2 separate regions of the Mus musculus genome follow, and region 1 is linked to region 2. The links are chromatin loops, found by intact Hi-C in ENCODE. Cell type or tissue: heart. All regions are shown on one strand.

What was found. A loop is a pair of places that touch in the nucleus more often than their neighbours do. Peaks named below come from ENCODE experiments on the same cell type or tissue, not always from the same donor. Only the 100,000 strongest peaks of a DNase experiment are listed, where the experiment ranks them.
Region 1: a loop joins it to region 2, with 7 times the contacts of the local background. A loop is called at or near these places in 6 of 42 quality-filtered maps.

The regions. Positions count from the first base shown.
Region 1 is chr12:44,854,136-44,862,135 of GRCm38, reverse strand. Stxbp6 (syntaxin binding protein 6 (amisyn)) reads left to right here. Exons shown (of 6, transcript NM_144552.3): 5 at 754-911; 6 at 6,259-8,000. The coding sequence ends at 6,282. Among named protein-coding and RNA genes, the nearest start is that of Gm33548, 68 kb to the left of the region's middle. In heart, no CTCF peak of the experiment used is centred here; DNase peaks (open chromatin) are centred at 2,525 and 3,815; H3K27ac peaks cover 753 bases.
Region 2 is chr12:44,924,138-44,932,137 of GRCm38, reverse strand. The region is part of intron 2 of Stxbp6 (syntaxin binding protein 6 (amisyn)); the gene reads left to right. It overlaps Gm33548 (a long non-coding RNA gene), which reads right to left and starts at 5,576. Exons shown (of 3, transcript XR_381565.4): 1 at 3,239-5,576. It also overlaps the pseudogene Gm15901. In heart, no CTCF peak of the experiment used is centred here; DNase peaks (open chromatin) are centred at 217 and 3,437; H3K27ac peaks cover 658 bases.

The sequences.
Region 1 (8,000 bases), 70 kb after region 2:
AAGCCAGTGGTAGAGGATTTGTCTAGCATTTACAAGGCCCTGGGTTCAGTTCCCCAGCCCAAGGGGTTGGGGGGAATCACAGGCTTTATAGAGCATGGAATTCATGCCTGGAATTCCCACTTGCAGGGTAGAGGCCGAAAGATGGAATCCCAGGCTCACCTAGACTTGAGTGAGACACTTGTCATCAAAAATAAATTAGTGTGGTGGCTCCAGGTAAGGTATGTGCCACCAGTTAACTAAGTGGTTAGTGGCTCATGTGATAGAAGGATGGGACCAACTTCCAGATGTTGTCCTCTGACTCTCTCTCTCTCTCTCTCTCTCTCTCTCACACACACACACACACACACACACACACACGCACACACACACACGCACACACACGAGAGAAAAGATAAATAAATGTAATAAAATAATAAAAATGTACATAAGATGCAAATAGATCTTAATGGACTTTCCCAATTTTGTGAACTTGTTCCCATTTACCTATGCAAGTTAGTCTTAAATTCCACTGGGCTCCATCTTTTGGAGCCTCCTCAAGTAGAATAAATGGTGATGGAGTGGAGAGAAGCTGGCAGGATTTGCTCTGGTCTTGTGGCAGATCTTTGGGTGACTTATAAGTGAATGAGTCACCCAAAAGAATGGAAACTTATTTTCAGCTACCATCCACCTTGGGCCTTTCCATCGTGTGGGTATCAATCTATCTGTCTTTGTGGGGATCCAATCTAGCTCCTGACACTCTTGCAATCTTTCCAGGAAACAGCATCCTCCATTCAGCAGCTGATAGTGTGACCAGTGCAGTACAGAAGGCAAGCCAGGCCTTGAACGAGCGTGGGGAACGGTTAGGCCGAGCAGAGGAGAAGACAGAAGACATGAAGAACAGTGCCCAGCAGTTTGCAGAAACCGCACACAAGGTGAGCCAGCAGAGAACAGGGTCTTCATGCTGGATTATCAGAGGTCATAATATCAAGACACTGTTCCCAGGGTGGATAAGAAAATCAAGGAGCATTTTCTTGGTTGTTGTTCCTTTTGGTGCATCATTTTCTAATTACTAGAGCCTTGCAGCTTTTTTCCCTGTATCTGGATTTTGTGCTTACCATCTTCTTTCTAATGGCCTCATCTCTTTTTCAGACCTTCTGACTTTTAGGTATTTAAGATAGCGAAAGAAATCTTTAATTTCTGTCCTAAATATCAAGGTTCAGGCTCAGGTCACAGAAAGGGGGAGAAATAAGATCGGTGTTCACAATATTTCCCTGTCATTGACCACAGTTGTATTGGACTTGAAGCTTCTCAGGCGTCCTTTTCCACTCTCTTTTTCTCATTCTAAGTATCTGTCACTGTATGTCACATGTTGTTATCTCTTCACTGGACATATAAAACAAGCCCTGGTCTCAAGGCTAGTTTCCCCTCTGAACCTGGCTGGATATTGATTCAAAACCTCCACTCTGGATCTCTAATATTGAGCAGATGTGGCAGCAAGATTATCGCCTGTCCCAGAACTCTGAGGAAGGTACTTCTTGTGTGACTGGATACTTAGCATGCATGTTTACATTTGCTGTTAACTGCCTTTCAGAAGAAAAAAGGACTATTTACTGTCAGCATCTATCTAAGGCAATCATAAACCAAAGGAAAGAGGAGGTCCACTGGTCAGCTGGTAAAGATGATTTATTACTGTGCTTATACTTAGAATCAAAGAGTAGTTAGTTTCTAGCTGGTGACTTGAATTTAAGTTTCTTGGAGCCATTTCTACTGGTGACAGGTCGGCCTGATACGCTCATGATCTGGACCTGCAGATAGGTTTTAGTTGATTTTTTAAGGGAGAATAATTCAATTAGCCTGCAGAGAATACTCCACTTCTGCTGAGGAAACAAGAATGGACAACCAAGAAGCAGTAAGAAAAATACGTTCTAGTGGACAGAAGATGTTTCTCTAGGGCTCATAAGAAAGCACTCCAGGAGATTGGCTCCTGACAGATGGCTTCAGTGACTCTATCACAACAGGGTCTTAGTGCACTGCTGCTTCTGAGACCCAGGTAGAGTTCCTTGAAGGAGAACTAACCAAGTCTGTCCAAGACAAGTCTGCCAGCAGACAAGTTGGCATCAGGACGTCGCATTACGAGCTGTGATGAAGTAAACCCAGATGCATGCTCCCCAAGGCTTTGGTACAAGGAAATGATGAGAGATTTCATGCCCTGATGCACTCATACACAAAGCAACTTAAAGTATTTAAATAGGAGAAGGACAGTGGTAATCTGAGTAGTGGTATTGAGTGGGGAAAGAGAAAGCCAAAGGAAGTAACATTACAGCTGTCCTAAAGTTTGCAAAGGTCGAGTGGTCCAGGCAATTGTCTCGTTTGCCTTCCCACTGTGGTGCACTGATAAAGCTCTGCTAAAATAGTTTCGGCTAATGATTAAACCACAAACCAGGTTACCAAGGAAGCTGTGAAATTATTCTTCCTAATGTGGGGTAGACAATACCTGGATGTCATCCACATAGGCGTCCCTCTCACCAGGGGTTGTACAAACATCCAAGTTCTGGGCCATTGCCACTATTTCCCTGACACTGTGGCCAAGTTTGCTCAATGGTTGGGAAATAACATGGTATAGTAGTTAACTTCTTATGTTTGAGCCCGGCTCTGTCATTTTCCATCTGGGTGAGCTAGGACAAATGCTAAATTTCTCAAAATCCCATGTTTTCTTATCAGTTAAACAAAGACAATTGATTAATAACCACACCTATCTCCTCTAGTTCAGAGGGGAACATGCATATAAATCTAAACTGTTTATGATTTATTTCAATAAACATAGCTTTTGCTGAACCTGTCCTCTATTTGGTGACATAATGGGATCAGTAATGAAACTGAGGAATTATTACAGATGACTGAGAATCTTCAAAAACAGCAATTTTAAAAAAGAATGCAGATAAATATTGTGTGATCCAAATTCAAAAGGAAAGCGAGTGGGAAGTTTATAGTATGTGAACAGAGAGACATCTTAGAACAGCCTATGAGACTAGAAATTGATGAGGCCATAAACTGCAAAGGGGTCTCCAGCTTTGGTAAGTGCAGGGCAGGGTGGTCTTAGTAGAGGTCAATTAGGCAAGAGAATTTGGCATTATAATTGGTTTCCCCTCCAGAAGATGTTCCCAGGGGAGAAAAAGTCCCTGGGTGAGTGTGTACAAGGGAGTGTAAGACAGTGTCAGGGCTAGGCTTGCAGTTTTCTAAAACTGGGCTATGTGCTCATGAACCACTAACCTAAGAAATATTTGTAGTGAGCAAGCCAACCACTTTAGATAAGGTGTGGCTGCTTTTTCTAGGGGTTAGAACTGTTGATAAGACCATAGATTTACCATGAAGATGTGATTTCACTGGCCAAGCCCCAGCCAGGCCTGCTAGTGAGAAGATTCAGAGGTGGAACCAGGCCTTCTACCCATTCCCCACACTCCTAGACATGTGTGGCCTGTTGACTCATGAAGAGTGGGCTGTGTTTACAAGAGGAAGACACAGTGCACATGGCAAAGAACAATCTTCCCAGGTGACAGTTCCTCTGAGGACAACCAGGTCCAATGGAAATTGTGGCCTGTCTTTCTAGATTATTGTAAAAAAATACCATTTGTCATTTTTCCCAGGACCCCTGCAGTGACCCAGGTACAAGCGTGAACAGGTCTCTTTTGTTCATCCTCTAGCTGTATGGGTGCCAGTCCCCTCTAGAACAGAGATGGGGGACAATGCTTCTCTCCTGGCCCAGCACACTCCTCACCCCAGTTCTGGTTATCCTGTCATGAGGAAGTATTGTTCCTTCCTGAGCTGTGGGTCTGGCACAGTTCCAGCCATTAGGAAAGAGCAACGCACAGCACAAGCAGCCTCACTCACTTTCCCCTGCCCCCGAAAGCTCAAGGTTGCAGTGTGCTCCAGGCTTTGACAGCCCGCCATGGGTGGTGAGTCAGCAGGCAAGAACATTACCCACACTAGCATCCTCAAATGACATTTCTCACAGCAAAAAGAGTTGATCTGGACTCTTCTGCACCAGGGTAGAAGAGATGACAATAAATTCTCTCTCTTTCTCCCTCTCCCTCTCCCTCTCCCTCTCCCTCTCCCTCTCCCTCTCCCTCTCCCTCTCCCTCTCCCTCTCCCTCTCCCTCCCTTTCTCTCTCTCTCTCTCTCTCTCTCTCTCTCTCTCTCTCTCTCTCTCTCTCCCCCTCCCCCCGTCCTCTCTCTCCCTCCCTCTTGTTAGTTCTGTTGCAGTTGTTCAGTTTGAGCCTTTAGGCTAAAAGGGAAGGGACTCTTCTCTTAAAGCACATCCTAGTGTCTGTAATGATTTTTTTTCATTATCATTATGTAGAATAGACTACAGAGCATTAGTAGGGGATTTCTGTAAACTATTCAGTAAATAAACCAGGGGGAATATTTAAGGGAGGAACTCCAGCACTTGTATTACTCTCCGACAGTTTTACAGGAGTGGGGAACAATGGGGAAGCATTGATGTTGAAGCACCCAAGGCTTTAGTAGCAAAATTGTATAATCTGGTTCCCTAATTTTGTTTAGTGCTCTTTATCCTAAAGTCCTTCATTCCCAGATACTTTTATAAACCAGGGTATTACCACTTTTTGCTAGGTGTTATTAGTCTGTCCAGGCTACTTAAAAGCTACAAACAAATTTTAAAAACCTGGTAATTGATTAAACAATGAATTAATTTCTTACAGAGAAGTCCAAGATCAAGATGCTAGATTCCATGCCCCATGAAGGTCTTTTTCCTGATTCACTTATGGTGACCTTTGAGAGTATCCTATCATAATGAAAAGGGGAAGAGTCTCTCCTTCATTCTGAGGTCTCTGCACCTCCAGATCCAGTCACCTCCCACGCTCACCTCCTAATGTCATCTCATGGCAGTTTGGTTTTGGCACCTGACTTTGAGGAAGACACAAATATTTGTACTACAATAAGATCTATGTAGCTAATCGTCCTATTCAATTGTATTTCTGCAAAGTACAGGTGGCCATAACTCAGGGTCTAGCTTGAGCAGCAGTGCAATCATTCCTGAAGATTAGTGGCTATGTGACCTGGCGCAAGCCTATTTAGTGGAAAGTTAATAGCTCAATGAATACCAAGACAGTAGCTGTGATCAAATATTTATGGTTGGAATTCATTACACACAACACTTAACAGCTCTGTGTTTATTTGATGGACCTCTTTGCTAAATAATATATGAAAACTGGAGGCAGAACAAAAACGGGGGCCAAGAATGTGGCTGAAGACTGGGCTAGGTCTGAGGCAGGGTCCTACCTCTCTTCTCTCACTTCACTATGCCCATAACTAAGTGCTTTTTAATGTCAGGAGTTATTAGGCATCAGCACAGTTCTTGACCCCAAACCCAAAAAAATCTTTATCACTCAGTATAGCAAAATGGATGTACTCAGAACAAACTCTGCATCTGACCATTGACTAACCAGCAGCATTAGCCAGCAGGAGGTCTGAGGGGATCTTTACTGGCTCCACCACACAAAAAGTTATCAAGACTTTAAGCTAAGGTTTTCCTTAGAGACAATACCTAGGATAATAGCCAGCCATCCTCTGTCACATAAAGAAATGTTGATGCTGTTTTCCTAGTGGGAGCTCAGGGTTCTAACCTCTCTCTTGTGGCCACCAATAAGATGACGTTGTGACTGCCCTGGGCTTTGCTGGAATGATAGGTTATTAATATGTTCCAGGATGAGGCAAAGCACTAGTAGTTGGAAGTTAAGGTCTATTGTTTGTCCCTATAAGGGAATACAATTTAATTGCCAAGAACTTTGGATCTGATTAAAAGTCTAGGAGGGATATGGTGTAGATTATTTGAGAGTGTCTCTCTACATGCTCTTGAGTTTTCACACTTCATCAGATGTCATCAAGTATTAAGATCCCAGGAGTGTTGCTTCTTGATATATCTAGAGACCCGGGAATCCCAGCTCTCCCAGGGGCGAGTCGCTTGTTCTCTCTGTGCATTTTGTTTTCATCTATCCTACTGAGGAATGAAAGAAAACACACAGCATCCTCCATCATCAGGCACATGTACCAACAAAGTCAATGTACAGGAAGAGGCAAAGGGCAGTGCCCTGTGACCTATTTGTGTAAGTATTACACATCTATCAGGACCACAGTGGACAGGAGTGGTGGTTGGTACCAGGCATAAGATCTCTAATCCTGAATGCAGGAAGGAAAAGTAGAGAGAGCTGCCTAGTAATACGGTCTCATTTTTTTTTCATCCCTCTCCCTTTCTCTCCTTAGCTTGCCATGAAGCATAAATGTTGAGAAACTGCCTATCCTGGTGAAGCTCTAAAGAAAGTGGAGGAGTTTGTTCAGCAGTTATTACAAGACGTCCAGACGGGGCTGCTTCTTTGGTTTTGCTGTTTTGTTTGTTTGTTTGTTTCTCTTTCTTTCTTTCTTTCCTTCTTTCTTTCTTTCTTTCTTTCTTTCTTTCTTTCTTTCTTTCTTTCTTTCTTTCTTTCTTTCTTTCTTTCCCAATATAAGGACATTGAAGGGTTTGATTCTTCATGGTCAGATGTTAATATGAATGAATGGCAGCATGCTGTGGGCATATATTTCCCTATCTTGCTAAAGAATGCTGCAATAGTGTCAGCTTCATTTTTACTTTTTCCATTGTCTGTGTGTGTGTGTGTGTGTGTATGTGTGTGTGTGTGTGTGTGTGTGTGTGTGTGTGTGTGTGTGTGTGTATGTATATCTGTGTGTGTGCATATGTTCCTTTTGAAGAAAAATTGTTTTTGTAGTTCAAATACGAAATTCAGACCAAATAATAAGCCAGGTATAAATTGGCAAAATGTATTTTTTTGTTTCTCTCTGTAACTAAGCAACAAAATAGTTCAATATGGTGGCATCAGGTGATGGTCCTGGGTACAAATAAAAGCCACATAATGCTTTCGCCTACTCTCCTAGTCCTCTTCATTTGAAGAGAAAAATTAAAATTTATTATCTTGAGACTCAAGTCTGTACTGTGGTAAACACATGGGCATATCAGGGGAATTGGATTTTGTCTTTTCATGTTAATCTTTTTGCATGAACCATCAAGAGCATTCACAAAATACAAATCAGAATCTCAAATAGAAATCTACTCTCTGGGCTGACACATAAACATTTCTGTTCCTTCCTTCCAGTCTGACTAGTTGGAATTATCATATGAAGGACAAAAATTTGAATGTAAAGACCTACCGTAAAATATAATTTAAAACTTCCATAGATTTATGGATATTTCTCTTGTTGTCATTATATCATAGCTAACATGGGGGTGGGGAGGACTTATATTTCTAACAACAAATAGTATATCTAGGGTCAGTGAGGTGGCTCGGTGAATGAAGGTGCTTATGGCATAAACCTGGCCACTAGACCCCACAGATTTGACCTCTGACCTCCACCCACATTTCCCAGCACACATATGTACACCATATAAAGACACATACACAAAACAACATAATAATGCATAAAGTCAAATAAAAAGAAGTAATTTGTCTAGATAAAAGTATATAAATTATAACGTGTCAAGATGCTACTTTGTTTTTTGCTCTTTTGACAAAGCTAAGCCTAATTTTAGAGGCTCTCTCACAAGATCCTTGGGAATGAACCTTTAGTTTCTTGGTATCTGGGTTTTGGAGGTTTCGGTATTGTTGTGTTTTTTAGTTTCTTTCGTGCCGTTTAACATGTACTTCTTGATAGATTGCATACTCGTCAGTTTCAACTTGCCTGGTCTGATACAGGCAGCACAATGACAGGCCTTTACAGTGCTGTCAGATTGAACAGAGTCTCTTCCAGGCCTTTGGGTTATGTGTTGCTCAAGGTAATACTGCACTTAGACTGTGGAAATTTTGTTTTCTCGAGGGTTAAAAGCTAAACATTAAAAATAAAATAAAAAACATGCTTGTTCCTCATAAAGCAATGAGGCAAGCTACACATGCCACATACTGCAGTGCATGGAGTTTTCAGACGCCTGGGTCGCCAGGACCCTCTCCTTCTTTGCT
Region 2 (8,000 bases):
TGTTAAATCTAGCAAGTACTTTCACCTCCCCAATTAAATGCCCAATTACCAATCTGACGCTTTTGACTCCTGTTTTAAAATGAAATAAACCTGCCCCGCAGCTGTGTTGTTGATGGGAGCAGATCTTGGGGGTGAGCGCTGCTAACTGTTCTTGCTCAGAAGTGCTCTTCTCGCAGTTTAAACAGAGGTCTGATGCTGCCAGCCCCTGAGCTGCGCACATCAGTGTCAGCTGGAATCCACTATGTTCTCTCAAGGGAAGGAAGAGGACGGGGGCAAACAGGAATTGTCAGAGTCCGGTTAGGGATGCTGCAATAATTTCCCTTTTGAGAAAATAATAGTGCTTTTGTGTTAAGGCCAGGAAATGAGACCAGGAAGTCTAGAGTTCTACTTTAGAATATAAATATATATTTAAGAAGATTACTTCCTAAGCATTTAGTTTGGACATAGACAGTACAGTGGCTTCATGGTCAGGATGAGCATCAGCTTCAGATTCTCCCTATCTCAGGGCAATCTGAAAGGAGAAGCTCCTCTCGGACTGAATGCATCGGTGTATGCTGGACCAGTCCTCCCCCATTAGTGAAGTTCATCTGTTTCCTTGTGAAATGAGAAAAGTGTTTGGGGAAAGAGGCTCTGCTTCGTGCTTTGCTTCCCTTGAACTTTCTCTTGGGGACAACAGACCGGAAGGATACGTCTTCCATAAAGAAGATGAACTCAGCTTATTACCTCTCCACATCACCATTGAATTCAGTTTGTTCTTCACACCCCTGATACCCAATCCTATGACAATGCGGTATTAAGAATTGTGTACTGTGGCATTTCTGATGGTCTGCCTAGATTCTAGCAGTCAAGGACTTGGCCTTTTCTTCCGAGGTGCATCTTCCTGAGGAGTCCAGCTGTGCTGTGTCACCTTGTCTACTTCCCGTATTGTGTCCCCAACTGCATCACTGTCACCTTCCTTTCACTATGTACACAATAAACATTTTCCCAATGAATGTTAATTGTGCCTTTAGATTTTCTAGATGAAAAAAATTCATGCTACTTTGTGATCCATATTTTGGCTATTTTACTTCCTCTTAAGTGAGGGAAAATTTACATGCATATCTCATATGCAGCTCTGATTCACTCCAAGAGAATTCAGGAAATTTATGAGCATAGGGTTTTGCCATTCCCAGCAGAAAACTTTCTCATAGTATGAAACTCCTTTTCTGCCAAGAGACCTCCTGAACCCTACTCTCAGTCATGTCTCCTTAGCCATGTAGAGGAAGCTGCAAGTCTGGACCTCCCTTTATGCATCTTATGTAAGTCTTTGCAGAATGGTTGTATATAAGGAGTTAAAGACAGCCTGAATGTTGGACATTGAAAATATCTATTTCACATGTTCTTCTTTGATTAGCACATGTATATATCTTTCTGTGATACTTCAGAAGTCCTTTGACGTGTTTGTGTCTTAGTTAGGGTTTTACTGGTATGAACAGATGCCTTGGCCAAGGCAACTCTAATGAGGACAACATTTAATTGGGACTGGCTTATAGTTCATTCCATTACCAGCAAGGCAGGATCATGGCTGTGTCCAGGCAGGCATGGTACAGACAGAGCTGAGAGTTCTACATCTTAAAGCTTCTAGAAGATTGGCTTCCAGGCCACTAGGAAGAGGGTCTTAAAGCCCATTCCCACTATGACACACCTACTCAACAAGGCTATACCTCATAATAGTACCACTCCCTGAGCTAAGCAGATAGAAACCATCAAAGTTTGTTTCTCACCTTATTAGGAAGGCATTTGGACCTGAGAAAATGGGCGCCACAGTGTCAGTATGTATTTCTTTTGGGATCACAGAAAGACTTGAGTCAGGCATGTTGGCACACACCTTTTAATTCCAGCACTCAATAGGTAGAGTGGATCTCTGTGAGATCAAGGACAGCCTGGTCTATAAAGTAAGTTCCATGACAGCCAATGCTATAGAGAGAAACTGTGTCTCAAAAAAACAGAAACAAAAAAAGGTTAAGACTAGAGGGAGTTCATCGTGTCTTTCTGACCAAAGTTCAATGTTAAAGTTGATAAATAGACTCAAACGGGAAATGCTCCATGTTCATAGACAGAGAGGCAGCAATTACCCAAATTCTCCCGATTCCCAGTCCTCTCTGCTCTCTGATGTCACCTTCAGGTTATTGTGGCTGTTCTTAGTTACACCCAGTGTTGGTGCACAAGATGCTTCTCTACATGGACAGACATCCCAGGGGAGGGGACATATATATTTTAGATCAAATCTTATGGCATTGATGTAGTTTTGTCCCCTGATGAACAAGACGAAATCCAGGATGATTGGACAACAGAAACATTGACCTCCACTGAAAAGTCAGGTTAGTAAGAAGCTTGTCTTCCTGGCAGAAAGTCAGCAGAAAATGGCAGTCTTCTCTTGGAGGCAACAGGGTTATTTGTAATTCTTTGAACAGTGTAGACCTGGAACCCCAGGAAAACATACTTTTTTGAGCCCCCATCAGGAAACCTTTTTTTGTTTGTTTGTTTTTTCATTTCTACATAAAACCTTTACTTATTCTCTCAGCAAATAACCTTTTTCTCATAGGGAAAAACAAAAGCCACTAATTAGCTTTGTCTTTCTAATAGAGATGACCTTCTCCCTGTCATAATGCATGAACTATATAGTGGCCTGCTTAGCTTTGACGGTAATAAGCAAGACAGCATGGATGGGAGTTGACCTGCAATGTAAGAGAGGTCTGTTTCTGTGGGTAGAACTGGGACAGAAGTCTCCGTGACAATCTTTTCTTGTTTAGAAGCAATGCTTTTAGGTGACTTACCAAGAATGAATTTGATATGACATTACCTGCTCATATACCGCTTCCCCATTGGCACTTCTCTTTAGAACAAACCTGTACAATCATCTCTGGTAGCGTTGACTTCAAATGGACACCACTGGTCTGAGGAGCCCATGTTGACACAAATCTGGACTTCCGATCTCAGTGGCTGTACCGTTCAGCTTCTCTCGATCGTAACTTGAGGAAACCTACAAGTCTTCTTGCCATGGACCCTCATTCACCATTCAGAGCACCACACAAAACCCTCCCGTGCACTTCCCCTAAGGCAAAAGTGAGCAATCTACCAAGAACAAAGAAACCAATAGGGTATTGCCTTCAAAACTCATATTGCTTCAGACTTGAAAGCTCCCAATTGGAGTGTTCAATATGGACTAATTTTAGATTGTAGTCGGGAATTCCATTACCTCATCCCTAGGAGAGAAAATTGTCAGTCGAGGATGTCTGCGCCTGTACGTCAGCAAGATTAGGCTCCTTGCCTATTGAAGGCAGGTGCGACAGTGTATGGATTGTCAGATGTGTCCTAGGAAGGACTGTAGTGGAGTTTGGGCAGATAGAGTCAGTGTCTGTTATGTTTGGACACTGTTCCAGTGTTCTTCCTCCACATCCTCATTGTTCTTAGGCAAGGAAGAAGCATCCAGAGAGTGGACTTCCAGCTGCAAAATAAATCACCTTACAAAGAGCCCTCAGGACATGGGGGAAGTTAATGGAAGAGAAAAACAAACAAACCAACCCCACATGCAGAAGGGCACTGACCTTTCCTGACCTTTCCTCTGCCTGGCTGTCATGGTAGCCCCAGCCCGGAGACAAAGTCACTGTGATCCTGTCCCTTTTGTTACTGATCCCCAGAGATTTCCATCTTTACTTTCTCTCTCCCGAGAATGGGATTTACTATTCACTTCTACATACTACAGTATTTATCCCACCTCCTGAGAGACTTCCTTTCCTTTCCTGCTTCAAGCCCACTTTTGAATTTGGCTCCCTTTAATGATTGCCTTAGCTTGTTAAACCTCTGCCTGAACAGAAATATAACTACCATTTTTTGCTTTCGTGTGTGTGTGTGTGTGTATGTGTGTGTGTTAGAGAGAGAGAGAGAAAGAGAAAGAGAGAGAGAGAGAGAGAGAGAGAGAGAGAATGTGTGTTAGATAAGTGCTGTACCACTAAGCTCCATCGCTAGCTCTTGCTTGTTCTTTTCTAACCTGCAGACCCTGGAGAGTAAAGGACCATTTCCATTTTTGCATGGATGATTAGTATTCAGATTGCACTACAGCATTATCAGGGAACGTTCTCATTTGAGGGACCTTCATGTATTCTAAATTTAAATTTTTCAGTTATTACAAGTTTTGATGAAGCCTCCCTGTCCCTACCTAGGGGTTCTAAATCAGCTGTATCACACAAATAAACTATATATAACAAAATATTTAACCCACGAAATTAGAATTTAAAAAAAGAAAAGAAAAGAGAAAAATCCTGACAGTATAAGACCAACCATTTGCTTAAAAAAGAATCTCTTTTGCGCTTCTGCACAAACTAAGCAAAGTACTAAAGCAAGTCTTAAGAAAAATACCTGGAGAAATGACGTGACAGTGAGCAGGATTAGCCAGGAGGGTCTTGTAGTGGAGCAGGAATGTGGAGTTGGTGTGTGAGCACCTCATGTTTTCAGAAGGTATCCAGGAAGATATCCTAGGCTGAAATTTAGTGTGAGCAATAACAGCACACAGGTTGGAAGAGCTTTGCTTGTGTATGGCTTGAATCCAGACATGGGAATGTGGACTAAAAAGATAGGCTGGGTAAGTGGGAGCTATGATGTTTGGTTGTAATGTCAGTGTACTACTAAGTAGAGAGTGAAGCCTCACCTGAAGAAATGACTGGATTGCTCCCATGGATGTGGAAAGAACCACCCTAGTTGTGTGTGTTATCTTCTGATAGCAGTCCAATTAAACTGGGTGTTGCAGGAGATCATTTCCTCTTTTGCTCTTTAGTCTTCTCTCTTGCTGCTGAGTTGATTAGCTGTGCTAGTCAAGGTGATGGTGATGGTGATGGTGATGATGGTGAAGATGGTGATGAAACCTTTGCAGATATTAAAACCAGGCTTTCACTGTGGACTAGAAACCAATGGTTGCCCATTAATGTTTGGGCTGTTGAGGGGCTCCCCCAATTGCTGAGGCACCCAGCCTCAAGTACTGAGTAGCTATTATGTTCTCAGCTCTCAGGCATGATACTGGTATTGTTGCTATTTTAAAGCTAACCTAATAAATTAGTTAATATAATATCCATATCTGTATCTATCTACCAATCCCATTGGTTTTATTTCTCCAGAGAACCCTCATTAATATAGGAATGAACTGGGCATCTTGTACTCACTTATGATGATCCACTTTGCTTAAAGAATTTACCTTTATTCTCTAAAGATCCTTTCTCAATAGTTCAGATTTTACTGATGGGCACTTCTGAATAGGCAAGCATGGTCTACCTGTGACAAAAGGGTTGTTGACAGCAGTGGTATGGACTCACATCAAGGCTGTTTGTAGACAGGATCTAGAAAGGCGGGCTTGGTGTCAAGAGGTCATCATTTCAATGTTTGAGACCGACAGTGTCATCTCAACCTGGTATTCTCAATTACATTACTGGCTTCCTAAATGAAGGGTCCACACAGGAAACATTAATTTTATCCTTATAATAATATGAGTGGTCCTTATAATCCCCATGTTAGTCATTTTGTCTAAGTCTGCTCAGAGTCGACAGTTTTGGTAGTGCTTGGGTTCTTTGATGGTGGTGGGTTGTGTGTATGTTTGTTTATGCGCACACGTGCGTGCACACACACACACGTGCACGTGTCATACAGGGTAACATGTTACAAATGCCTTTGAATACTAAAATGTGTGTTCCCAGGATCATACAGAATCATCACCTTCAGGTTCACAGTGGCTGAGAAAATATGTAATATTTAATATAAAATCCTCATGATACCTGATAGCTTTCTTTCATTGTATTAACTTGCTAAAATAGTTTTGTATTACCAGGTACACAAAAAGTCTTTCATCTTTTTTTTTCTAGGTGAGTTCTTTACTCATGAGTGAGTATCTTCCGAAATCTCTGTGGACTTCATGTTTATGCTAGAGAATGTCTAGGAGGCATCTGCCAAGCAGATGGTCTAAAATTGAACAAGCGAGTCTTTGAGGAAATCTTGGCAGCTTAGTTTCTCTGTGACCTTGTTGACTGTTGCTAGTCTCTGGAGGGTTTTCCCTCTTTACAGATCTTCCTGAGGGCCACCAAAGGCTAATTAAGATACTGCTTTGTTAGGCCTTATGATGGCCAGTGGTATACTGAACTCTATTATGATGCAAATCGGAAATCAAAGCTAAGTCCTAGACCTTTGGCCACAGTGCTTTCTCACTATTTGGAATGGAGAAAAATCTGTCTGAAGATAGAAGAAAAATTGGTTCAAATTTACACTTATATAAGAAATCTTATTAAGGATGTTTGAAGACTTGTGGTGCTGATAGGTTTTAATTTTAATGGAACAGGTTTTAAGGCGCTAGTGATGGGGAAAAACTTTAGGGAGACACAGTAGCTTGGTTGCCTCCTCTGGCCCAGAGAAGTGTTTTCTAATAAAGTTGCTGCTTCTGACAAATGAGGGGTGTGTCTTTTTTTCTTTTAAGATAAAGTTAGTGGGTTTTTTGTTTGTTTGTTTGTTTGTTTTTTACATACAATAGTCAAACTGGCATTGGCTTATCATGGTATAGTCACATATAAGCATCTTTCTATAGATATTAATTAACATAGAGGTACTCATGGTGAGTCTCCAAAGAAATGGAGGCGATGAACAAAATATACTTAACAGGTTACATCTCCTAATTGCCAAGGCAGAAGTTCTCCTCCAACCAAAGAGCTAGTTTTATTCTGGTCAGATGCAATCTTACTATTTAAATGCTAGACTTGAACTTACTGTATATCTGTGCTAGCCTCAAACTTGTGATCCTTCTACTGCATCCTCCAGAGTGGCCACCATATTTGAAGGAATCATTACTTTTTACACCTTTAGATCACATCCCAAACGTACTAGACCTGTAGCTAGTGCCCTCATGCCTATTTCTGTAGCAGGAAAAGTCATTCAGACCTCCTTGTTTCAGATTCCAGTTAAACCTCACCCCTGAAATGGACACACCATGTACAGCAAGACCCATGTTTCTAAGAAAAGACAAACTGGGGTTGGTAAGGGTGTATGAGTATGTGGGGGAGGAGGGGGTATCTTAGTTAGGGTTTTACTGCTGTGAACAGACTCCATGACCAAGGCAAGTCTTATAAAAAAAAAAAAAACCAACATTTAATTGGGGCTGGCTTACAGGTGCAGAGGTTCAGTCCATTATCATCAAGGTGGGAGCAACAGGCAGGCATGGTCCAGGAGGAGCTGAGAGTTCTATGTCTTCATCCAAAGGCTGCCAGTGGAAGACTGGCTTCCAGGCAACTAGGGTGAGGATATTATACCCACACCCACAGTGACACACCCATTCCAACCAGGTCACACCTATTTCAACAAGGCCACACCTTCAGATGGTGCCACTCCCTGGTCCAAGGATATACAAACCATCACAGAGGTAATTCATTATCTCTAAAGCCCTTGATTTAATATCCAGCACAACACTAAAGAAGACAATTACACAGCTAAGACAAATACAGCAATACAGGGTTACAAATAGAGCTCAGTTGAGTGGGTGCCCCCCATGTTCAAGGTCTAAGGTCCTATCTGGCACCAAAGTGCTGCTGCTGCTGTTGCTGCTGCTGCTGCTGCTAGTACAACAACAACAACAACAACAACAACAACTACTACTACTACTACTACTACTACTACTACTACTACTACTACTACGCAATATGAAAATCTTTCGGAGAAGGAAGTAATCCAGCCACTACCCTAACTTTAGGTTGAGCTAACATCCTCACACTTCACCTGGCAAATTCATAGTAGGAATTCCAAAGTTTATGGGGTGCTAAAATGTGCATACTTGGCCTCCAAATTTGCCTCCAAATCACTGGCAGAGAAGTTCTGCTGGAACTGCATGTAAGCCTGTAGACTCTGCCCCACAGTTATAGAAAGGAACAGTCCATGCCCAACTGTTTCAGATTTGAATACACCAGGCATGAGTGTTTTGTTCCAGATCTGCTTGC